2 separate regions of the Homo sapiens genome follow, and region 2 is linked to region 1. A link is an interaction called in ENCODE POLR2A ChIA-PET data of the cell type or tissue named here. Cell type or tissue: Panc1. All regions are shown on one strand. Each heading gives the region's core, and the rest is flanking DNA. Links, peaks and the distances in the headings are about the cores only.

Region 1 (5,374 bases), core at 126-5,125:
GGGAGGCTGAGGCAGGCAGATCACTTGAGCTCAAGAGTTCGAGACCAGCCCCATCTCTTCCAAAAATACAGAAAATTAGCCAGGCTTGATGGCACATGCCTGTAGTCCCAGCTACCTGGGAGGCTGAGATGGGAGGATCGCTTGACCCCGGGAAGCAGAAGTTGCAGGGAGCTGTGATTGCACCACTGCACTCCAGCCTGGGTGACATGCAAGACACTGTCTCAAAAATAAAATAAATTATGGCCGGGCGTGGTGGCTCACGCCTGTAATCCCAGCACTCTAGGAGGCAGAGGCGGATGGATCACCTGAGGTCAGGAGTTCGAGACCAGCCTAACCAATATGGTGAAACCCCATCTCTGCTAAAAATACAAACATTAGCCAGGTGTGGTGGCGTGCGCCTGTAGTCCCAGCTACTCAGGAGGGTGAGATAGGAGAATCGCTTGAACCTGGGAGGCAGAGGTTGCAGTGAGTCAAGATTTCACCACTGCACTCCAGCCTGGGCGACAGAGTGAGACTCTGTCTCAAAAAAAATAAATAAAAATAAATAAAATAAATAAGGCCGGGCCCGGTGGCTCATGCCTGTAATCCCAGCACTTTGGGAGGCTAACTAAGGTGGTAGATCACCTGAGATCAGGAGTTTGAGACCAGCCTTGCCAACATGGTGAAACCCCGTCTCCACTAAAAATACAAAAATTAGCGGAGTGTGGTGGCAGATGCCTGTAATCACAGGTACTCGGGAGGCTGAGGCAGGAGAATCGCTTGAACCTGGGAGGCAGAGGTTGCAATGAGCCGAGATCACGCCACTGCACTCCAGCCTGGGCAACAAGAGCGAAACTCCTTCTCAAACAACTAAAAACAAAACAAAACAAACAAATAAATAAATATTAAAATTAAATAAAATATAGCCTAGGCTCAAAGCAGAGCCCTGAGAATCAGGGCCCAGTCCCTTCCCCACAAGTTACTACCACAGACACACCTTGCCAGTCCTTCAACCTGAGAAAAACCTCGAAATGCCCCACACTTTTTCTACTGGCCCCCAGGCTGAGGAAAGGCCAGGGCACAGGGAGTGTTTTGTAGAGATGAGGTCTGGCTATGTAGCCCAGGCTGGCTTCAAACTCCTGGGCTCAAGCGATCCTGCCACCTTGGACTCCCAAAGTGCTAGGATTACAGGTTTATTCCAAAAGTGCTAGGATTTCAGGTTATCCTGAAAACAAAGGGACGACAAGGGGTGGAGGCTGGGTTAGTTCTGGGCTAGAGGGATAGAGTGGCTGCAGGTGGAACCCGGGGGGCCGGGCAGGATGCGAACTTGGTGGGGAAGGAGGGTTTCCACACCAGTGTGTCCTGGCCAAGAATCGGATGAGGCAGGATTTGTTTTGTTGAATTTTGTTTTGTTTTGAGACAAGGTCTTGCTCTGTTAACCAGGCTGGAGTGCAGTGATGCAATCACAGCTCACTGCAGCCTCTAACTCCTGGACTCAAGCAATTCTCCCACCTCAGCCTCCCAAGTAGCTGGGACTTTTAGGTGCATGGCACTATGGCCAGTTAATTTAATTATTATTTATTTTTTCTTTTCTTTTCTTTTCTTTTTTTTTTTTTTTGAGACGGAGTCTCATTCTGTTGCCCAGGCGGAGTGCAGTGGCGCAATCTCGGCTCACTGTAACCTTTGCCTCCCGGTTTCAAGCGATTCTCCTGCCTCAGCCTCCTTAGTAGCTGCGATTACAGGCGCCCACTACCATGCCCGGCTGATTTTTGTATTTTTAGTAGAGACAGGGTTTCACCATGTTGGCCAGGTTGGTCAGGAACTCCTGATCTCAGGTGATCCACCCTCCTCCGCCTCCCAAAGTGCTGGGATTACCGGCGTGAGCTACCGCACCCGGCCTAAAATTATTTTTTTTAGAAATAGGGTCTCATGGTTGGGCGCAGTGGCTCACGCCTGTAACCCCAGCACTTTGGGAGGCCAAAGCAGGTGGATTATTTAAGGTCAGGAGTTCCAGACCAGCCTGGCCAACATGGTGAAACCCCATCTCTCTACTAAAAATACAAAAAAATGAGCTGGGCGTGGTGGCACATGCCTGTAATCTCAGCTACTCGGGAGGCTGAGGCACGACAATCGCTTGAACCTGGGAGGTGGAGGTTGCAATGAGCCGAGATCGCGCCACCGCATTCCATCCTGGGCGACAGAGCAAGACTCCGTCTCAAAAAAAAAAAAAAAAGCGACAGATGGGGTCTCACTATATTGCCCAGGCTGGTCTTGAACTCCTGGGCTCAAGCAGTTCTCCCTACCTTGGCCTCCCGAAATGTCAGGATTACAGACATGAGCCATCATGCGCAGTGGAGAAGCTGTTTTCACTAGAAACTAACCGTCCCGTGGAAGCAGTGTCACCAGTGCCCATTTTATGCTCTGGAGACCCTTTAGTGTTTAAGAATCCATCCGCTAATGTCGGCTCCCCCATCGGCTAATGTCGTAGGGGTGCTGGGAGGAGCGGCAGAGCCCGCGGTCAGGGTCTCCGGGGGCTCACATAGGGAGGTCTCTCTGTTCCCGGCTATGGCCTAGAGCCCCTCTAGCAGTTCCTCCACCACCCCCATTAGGCCGTAGGGGCTTCCCCAGCCAGAGGCCAAGGGCGACGCGACCTTAACGCCGGTCCGCGCACCGCGGCGCCACCTGGAGGTCAGGACCAAGACGAGACAGGCTGTTCAAGTCCCCCAGCTTCGCCGCGGCCGCCACGCCCGACCACCCGGCCCCCGCTGGCGTCCCTAGCTGGCCCCCTACAGGTCTTACCCGCGCTTGTTGCCCCCAGACCCAGGCTTCTCCCCACCTGCACCCACCAGACTGGGAAGGTGGCCAGACTAGACCGAGGGCTGAGGCGGGAGAGACTCCGCCCCCGAGGCCCCGCCCCCTTCTGACAGCAGACGAGGCTGACGTCACTGGATTGGGCAGGTGTCCAGGTGTCCTCTCTCCAGCTGCATCTCCCCTCCTCCACCCAAGGGGAGTCCTCAGTCCCCCAGGCCAGAGTCTCCAATACCCCAAGGTGCCTTCTGTGATCTCCCCGCAGTGCAGCCTCCGGGGCACCCCCCACCCCAATAAAACTCATCTCCGGTTAAAATATCGATTCCAGCGGGCGTGGTGGCTCATGCCTGTAATCCCAACACTTTGGGAGGCCGAAGTGGTCAGATCACCCGAGGTCAAGAGTTCGAGACCAGCCTGGCCAACATGGTGAAACCCCGTCTCTACTAAAAATATAAAAATTAGCCGGGCGTGGTGGTGCACGCCTGTAATCCCAGCTACTCTGGAGGCTGAGGCAGGAGAATCGCTTGAACCCGGGAGGCGGAGGTTGCAGTGAGCCGAGATTGTGCCACTGCACTCCAGCTTGGGCAACAGAGTGAGACCCCATCTCAAAAAAAAAAAAAAAAAAAGGATTCCCAGACCCCACCTCAGTTTCTGACTTTGAGGCCAAAAATCTGGTTTTTGTTTTGTTTTGTCTTGTCTGGTTTGAGACAGGCTCTCGCTCTGTTGCCCAGGCTGGAGTGCAGCGGCATCATCATGGTTCACTGCAGCCTCAAACTCCTGGGCTCAAGCCATCCTCCACCTCAGCCTCCCGAGCAGCTGGGACCACAGGCACATACCACCACCACCAGCAGCTACTTTTCTTTTTTGTCTGTTTGTTTTGTAGAGATGGGGTCTGGCTATGTAGCCCAGGCTGGCCTCAAACTCCTGGGCTCAAGTGATCCTGCCACCTTGGACTCCCAAAGTGCTAAGATTACAGGCATGAGCCACCACACCCAGTTGGAATCTGTGGGTTTTTTTTTTTTTTTCAGACGGAGTCTTGCTCTGCTGCCCAGGCTGGAGTGCAGTGGCTTGATCTCGGCTCACTGCAACCTCTGCCTCCCAGGTTCAAGCGATTCTCCTGCCTCAGCCTCCCAGATAGGTGAGATTACAGGCACCTGCCATCATGCCCAGCTAATTTTTATATTTTTGTAGAGACAGGGTTTCACCATGTTGACCAGGCTGGTCTTGAACTCCTGACCTCAGGTGATCCACCCGCCTTGGCCTCCCAAAGTGCTGAGATTACAGGCGTGAGCCACCGTTCATGGCCTGGAATCTGTGTTTTTTTTTTCTTATTTTATTTTTTGTTTTTGTTTTATTTTTTTGAGACAGAGTCTCGCCCTGTCACCGGGCTGGAGTGCAGTGGTGCAATCTCCACTCACTACAACCTCTACCTCCCGGGTTCAAGCAATTCTCCTGCCTCAGCCTCCCAAGTAGCTGGGACTACAGGTGAGTGCCGCCACGCCTGGCTAATTTTTCGTATTTTTAGTAGAGACGGGGTTTCACTGCGTTAGCCAGAATGGTCTCCATCTCCTGACCTCGTGATCCACCTGCCTCAGCCTCCCAAAGTGCTGGGATTACAGGTGTGAGCCACCATGCCCGGCCTGGAATCTGTGTTTTTAACAAGCTCTCAGGAGATTGTGATATGTCCTAAGCTTCAGAATCCCAACAGTCTACATTCCCATGCAGTGTGGCAGTGATTCCCAAACTTCAGCAGGCGTGTTCAAACAGATTGCTGGCCCCCATCCTAGGGTTTTTGATTCAGTAGGTCTGCGGTGCAGGGCCTGGAGTTTGAATTTCTACTACTCTCTGGGGAATGCGATGCTCTGGTCCAGGACCACACTCTAATAACTATTTCATTTATTTTCCTTTTTTTTTTTTCTTGAGACAGAGCCTTGCTTTTGAGACAGAGATTCAGACAGGTTAATTCACTTGCTGAAGGTCACACAGCCAGGAAAGGCAGAATTTGAACCTGGTCTTTGTGAGCCCAAAGGCTGGGCTGGTTCTGTCTCCGGCAACTGCTAGTTAGCACCTCCCAGGAACTTACCTTGTTTCTGCAGGTTAACTCAACACTCCCTGAAGCCTGAGGAAGTTTGTTATTTTTATTTTTATTTTTTGAAGACAGAGTCTGATTCTATCGCCCAGGCTGGAGTTCAGTGGCGTGATCTCAGCTCACTGCAACCTCTGCCTCCCAGGTTCAAGCAATTCTCCTGTCTCAGCCTCCCGAGTAGCTGGGATGACAGGTGCGCGCCACCATGCCCAGCTAATTTTTTTTTCTTTTTTTGAGATGGAGTCTCACTCTGTCACCCAGACCAGAGTGCAGTGGCAAGATCTCAGCTCACTGCAAGCTCCGCCTCCCAGGTTGACACCATTCTCCTGCCTCAGCCTTCCAAGTAGCTAGGGCTACAGGTGCCGGCTACCACGCCCAGCTAATTTTTTGTATTTTTAGTAGAGACGGGGTTTCACCGTGTTAGCCAGGATGGTCTCGATCTCCTGACCTCGTGATCCTCCCACCTCGGCCTCCCAAAGTGCTGGGATTACAGGCGTGAGC
Region 2 (5,374 bases), core at 204-5,203, 69 kb after region 1:
CTCACTCTGCTGCCCAGGCTGGTCTCCTCCTGCCTTGGCCTCCCAAAGTGTTGGAATTACAAGTGTGAGCCACTGTGCCTGGCCCTGAATAAGTTTCTTGACCCAGAGTTCCTGAAGAGGAGGATGGGAACCTTGGAGGCTGTTTCTCCAGGCTGGTTAGTACCAAAGATGGACAGGACTTGAAAAATAATGGAGGATTACCTTGGGCTTAATTACGTGGGTACTTGATATGCTGTCTTCAATTTAGAGAAAGGGTCTCACTCTGTTGCCCACAGTGGAGTACAGAGGCACAACCACAGCTCATCACAGCCTCAAACCCACAGGCACGGATGGACACAGTGGCTCATGCCTGTAATCCCAGCACTTTGGGAGGCCAAAGTGGGTGGACCACCTGAGGTCAACAGTTTGAGACCAGCCTGACCAACATGGTTAAACCCCGTCTCTACTAAAAAAAAAAAAATACAAAAATTAGGGCGTGGTGGCGGGCACCTGTATTCCCAGCTACTCGGGAGGCTGAGGCGGGAGAATTGCTTGAACCCAGGAGGCAGAGGTTGCAGTGAGCCGAGATCACGCCATTGCACTCCAGCCTAGGTAACAGAGAGACTCCGTCTCAAAACAAATCAAAACAAACAAAAAAACCCAAACAAACAAATAAAAAACTGCAGGCACATGCCACTGCACCTGGCTAAATTTTTTTTTAATTTTTTTAATTTTTTTTTTTAAAGAGATGGCATTTCACTATGTGGCCCAGACTGGTCTCCCAACTCCTAGCACCAAGCAATTCTCCCTCCTTAGCCTCCCAAAGTGCTGGGATTATAGGCATGAACCATTGCACCTGGCCTCTGTTTCTCTTTACCCATCCCAGCTATTTATCTTTACCTGGAAGGGGTAGCAGTATCCTTTCACAGGGACCTAGTCCACTTTACCTAGGGACCAGCCATCTAGGTTTACCTGAAACTGTTATTCGGGCACTGAAAGTTCTGCATCCTAGGAAGCCCCCAGGTCCCTGGCAAACTGGGATGGTTGATCACACTAACTGACTCCTCTGTAGGATGTCATCCTGATCGTCATTGACAATATCATGCTGATTTGCCTTGGACTTGAAGTATCAAAGATCCCCCAGGTCTTGCTGAGACGTGGATGTAATGGGGTTGTGAGATATAACTGGCAGAAATGCAAGGACCTGTCACATCAGTAGAGCTTAGAAAATCATTAGTAATGAATAGTAAGTTGTAATGAATATTCATTAGTAATGAATAATAATTAGCAATGAATATTCCTTAGTAATATAAGATCTCCTTCAAAATGTGGGGGATGGGAGGGCAGAGAATGAAGGACAAATTGCTGCATTTTATTTATTTTATTTTTTGAGACAGGGTCTTGCTCTGTCACCCAAGCTGGAGTGCAGTGGCATGATCATGGCCCACTGCTGCCTCAACCTCCAGGGCTCAAGTGATCCTCCCACCTCAGCCTCCCACCTCAGCCTGTGGAGTACCTGGGACCACAGGTACACACCACCACACCCAGCTAATTTTTATTTCTTTTTAAAAATTATTATTATTTTTGTTTGTTTGTTTGAGACAAAGTCTCGCTCTGTCATCCCGGCTGGAGTGCAGTGGCGCGATCTCGGCTCACTGCAAGCTCCACTTCCTGGGTTCACGCCATTCTCCTGCCTCAGCCTCCCGAGTTGCTGGGACTATAGGCACCCGCCACCACACCCAGCTAATTTTTTTGTATTTTTAGTAGAGACAGGGTTTCACCGTGTTAGTCAGGATGGTCTCGATCTCCTGACCTCATGATCCACCTGCCTCAGCCTCCCAAAGTGCTGGGATTACAGGTGTGAGCCACCACGCCTGGCCTTAAAAATTATTTATTAATTTTTAAATTTTTTTTCTTTCCAATCATTTGTCACAGTCATATTATTTTTAAATTATTTGTAGAGATGTGGGTCTCCCTATGTTGCCCATGCTGGTCTTGGACACCGGAGCTCAAGTGATCCTGTCTTGGCCTACCAAAGGGCTGGAATTACAGGAATGAGCCACTGCATCAGGCCAACTTGCTACATTTTATACTTTCAACTAATAAGGAATTCTGGAAGCAGCATCTACCTCTATTTTAGCAGGGCTTTTTTCACTGCAAGAAACAAAAAAGTTCACTCAACAAAGCTCAAGTAAGAGAAAGAGATAGATAAGGGAGACCTGATCTCTTAGAACTAAGCCATAGTGGAATCAGAATTCATGTAGGTTGAAACCCAAGGAAGTTCTGAGTCCAGGAAAAACTCTAGGTGCTTCACAATAGGAATTGGCGAATGGGCCAGACACGGTGGCTCACACCTGTAATCCCAACACTTTGGGAGGCTGAGGCGGGCAGATCACAAGGTCAGGAGATGGATACCATCCTGGCTAACACGGTGAAACCCCGTCTCTACTAAAAATACAAAAAAATTAGCTGGGTGTGGTGGCACACGCCTATAGTCCCAACTACTAGGGAGGCTAAGGCAGGAGAATCGCTTGAACCTGGGAGGCAGAGGTTGCAGTGAGACGAGATTGTGCCACTGCTCTCCAGCCTGGGCGACAGAGCGAGACTCCATCTCAAAAAAAAAAAAAAAGGAATTGGTGAATGTTCCCTCTCCCTCCAAGTGTCAATGTGATTTAGCCACCACCTACCACTTGTTAGTGTTTGTCTCCTTCTACCCGGTTCCACATTTCTCACCTAAAAGGCCCAAGAAAGAAAATCTGATTAATTTATCTTTTCATATTTATTTATTTTTTAAGATGGAGTTTCGCTCTTGTTGCCCAGGCTAGAGTGCAATGGCGCGATCTCAGCTCACTGCAACCTCTGCCTCCTGGGTTCAAGCAATTCTCCTGCCTCATCCTCCTGAGTAGCTGAGATTACAGGCATGCACCACCACCGCCCGGGTAATTTTGTATTTTTAGTAGAGATGGGGTTTCTCCATGTTGGTCAGGCTGGTCTTGAACTCCCAACCTCAGGTGATCTGCCCGCCTCGGCCTCTCAAAGTGCTGGGAATACAGGCATGAGCCACCGCGGCCAGCCTATCTTTTCATTTTTTAAAACTTATGTTTTAGGTTGGGTTTTGTTTTGTTTTGTTTTGTTTTGTTTGGAAACAGGGTCTCACTCTGTTGCCCAGGCTGCAGTAGTGCAGTGGCATGATCATGGCTCACTGCAGCCTTAAACTCCTGGGCTCAAACAATCCTCCCACCTCAGCCTCCCTAGTAGCTGGCTACCACACTGGCTAATTATTTTACTTTTTATTTTTTGTAGTGATGGAGTCTTGTTGTGTTGCCCAGCCTGGCGTCTAACCCCTGGCCTCAAGCGATCTTCCTGCCTTGGCCCCCCAAAGTGCTGGAAGTATAGGCATGAGTCACCACGCCCAGCCAAATTTGTGTCTTATTTTTAATAAATTTGGACGTGGTCGTAATTTAAAGAGTTAAATACTTCCAAAGACATGTTAGAAAAAAGAGAAGATCCTTTTCAACTCTCCTCCATTTTCAGCTCCTCAGAAGTAAGCATTTTTTCAGTTCTTATAGCTGATCTTTTGTTATTTGGTTTATATTTATATGTCTAAATAATACAGTTATGTCTTTAGCTCTTGGTTTTTTTTTTCAGTATTACCTATTATCTATTGACTTACCGTGTGGACAGTGAGGGTTAGCTCTCTTTCACTTCCCAGTCACACACACCAGTCACACACACACACACCAGTCACACACACACACACCAGTCACACACACACACACACACACACACACACTTCCCATCCCACCATCCTCTGAACACAGACAGTCCCCCAATTTAGGATGGTTTGACTTAATGATTTTCTTAACTTTACAATGAGTTAATCAGGACTCAGTCCCATCATAAGTCAGGGAGCTAGGATGGTTTGACTTAAGGATTTTCTTGATTTTATAATGAATTAATCAGGACACAGTTCCATCATAAGTCAGGGAGGCTCTGTATTTGTCATTTTAGTTAGAAAGAGATTTAGGATTTTATGTATGTGTGTGTATATATATACACACACATATATGTATACATATATATATAAGTATATATGTATATGTGTGTATATGTATACACATATATATACGTATATGTGTGTAAGTATGTGTGTGTGTGTGTATATATATATATATATATAGAGAGAGAGAGAGAGAGAGAGAGAGAGAGAGAGAGACGGAGTTTCACTCTTGTCACCCAGGCTGGAGTACAATGGTACGATCTCGGCTCACTGCAACCTCCGCCTCCTGGTTTCAAGCGATTCTCCTGCCTCAGCCTCCCAAGTAGCTGGGATTACAGGCGCCCACTGCCACGCCCAGCTAATTTTTTTTTTTTTTGGTATTTTTAGTAGAGACGGGGTTTCGCTATGTTGGTCAGCCTGGTCTCAAACTCCTGGCCTCAGGCGAGCCACCTGCCTCGGCCCCCCAAAGTGCTGGGATTACAGGTGTGACCCACCGCGCCTGTCCTAGGGTTATATTTTTATAAGTGTATATATGCTATTCATAATTGAGCCATTTGTTTCCCTTGGAGTTAATAATTGCCTTATCTTTTGGTTTGCCGATGTTTCTAGGTATTAATCCTAATTGAATCCCTGCTGTAAAATAAGTCTTCTCATTATGTTCAAACATACAGAGTAGATTGTCACAGGGCAGTGAAGGCATATTGCTGCACCTGCTAGGTGAAGGTAAATTATTAGGTCTTCAGTCAGTTTCATCTTCTTGAAGGAATCCCTCCAAGAACCTTCTGATTTGTTTCTTTTTTTTTTACCTTTTTAAAAATCTTATTGCCTGCTCTCTGTGAAACCTACCTTCTGATCTTCTCTACTTTGGACTAGCTGCTTTCTAGGGCAGCAACTCAGCTGTCATTTTGGGGTCTCCTCTCACTATTACCCTAGGGACTCCCTTCGTCTTTGTTGAATTGGATACCCTCACTCATGGATCCCAAGTCTTCTTTCTTGCTTTATCGCTTTACGTAGGTGGTGTACTCTACTGATAGCTTCCTGAGAATGTTCAGGAAATGTTCAAGACTGTGTAGCAGAGAATGTGACTAATTCCACCAGTATCCTTCCATTCTTCCATAGTAATAGAGTTTTTATCTAGGCATAAAACCATCCAAAGGCCAGGCACTATGGCTTACACCTGTAATCCCAGCACTTTGGGAGGCCAAGGCAGTAGGATCACTGGAGCCCAGGAGTTCAAGACTAGCCTGGGTAACATAGGGAGACTCTGTCTCTACAAAAAATGAGAAAATTAGCTGGGCATGGTGGCATGCGCCTATAGTCTCAGCTACTCCAGCAGCTGAGCTGGGAGGATCACTTGAGCCCAGGAGGTCCAGGCTGTAGTGAACCATGATTGTG

What was found. ChIA-PET counts read pairs that join two places held together with the same protein. Peaks named below come from ENCODE experiments on the same cell type or tissue, not always from the same donor. Only the 100,000 strongest peaks of a DNase experiment are listed, where the experiment ranks them.
Region 2: POLR2A ChIA-PET joins it to region 1 with 6 read pairs; 7 of 35 experiments call an interaction of 5 or more read pairs at or near these places.

The regions. Positions count from the first base shown.
Region 1 is chr7:100,447,966-100,453,339 of GRCh38, forward strand. No RefSeq gene overlaps it. Among named protein-coding and RNA genes, the nearest start is that of SPACDR, 14 kb to the right of the region's middle. RefSeq lists a silencer at 2,825-2,924. In Panc1, for the core only: CTCF peaks have their summits at 2,669 (motif pointing left) and 2,875 (motif pointing left); DNase peaks (open chromatin) are centred at 2,666 and 2,946; H3K4me3 peaks cover 1,105 bases; H3K27ac peaks cover 772 bases.
Region 2 is chr7:100,516,602-100,521,975 of GRCh38, forward strand. LOC107986829 (a long non-coding RNA gene) reads left to right here. Exons shown (of 4, transcript XR_001745301.2): 3 at 1-155; 4 at 3,283-5,374. Among named protein-coding and RNA genes, the nearest start is that of AGFG2, 20 kb to the right of the region's middle. In Panc1, for the core only: no CTCF peak of the experiment used is centred there; no DNase peak of the experiment used is centred there.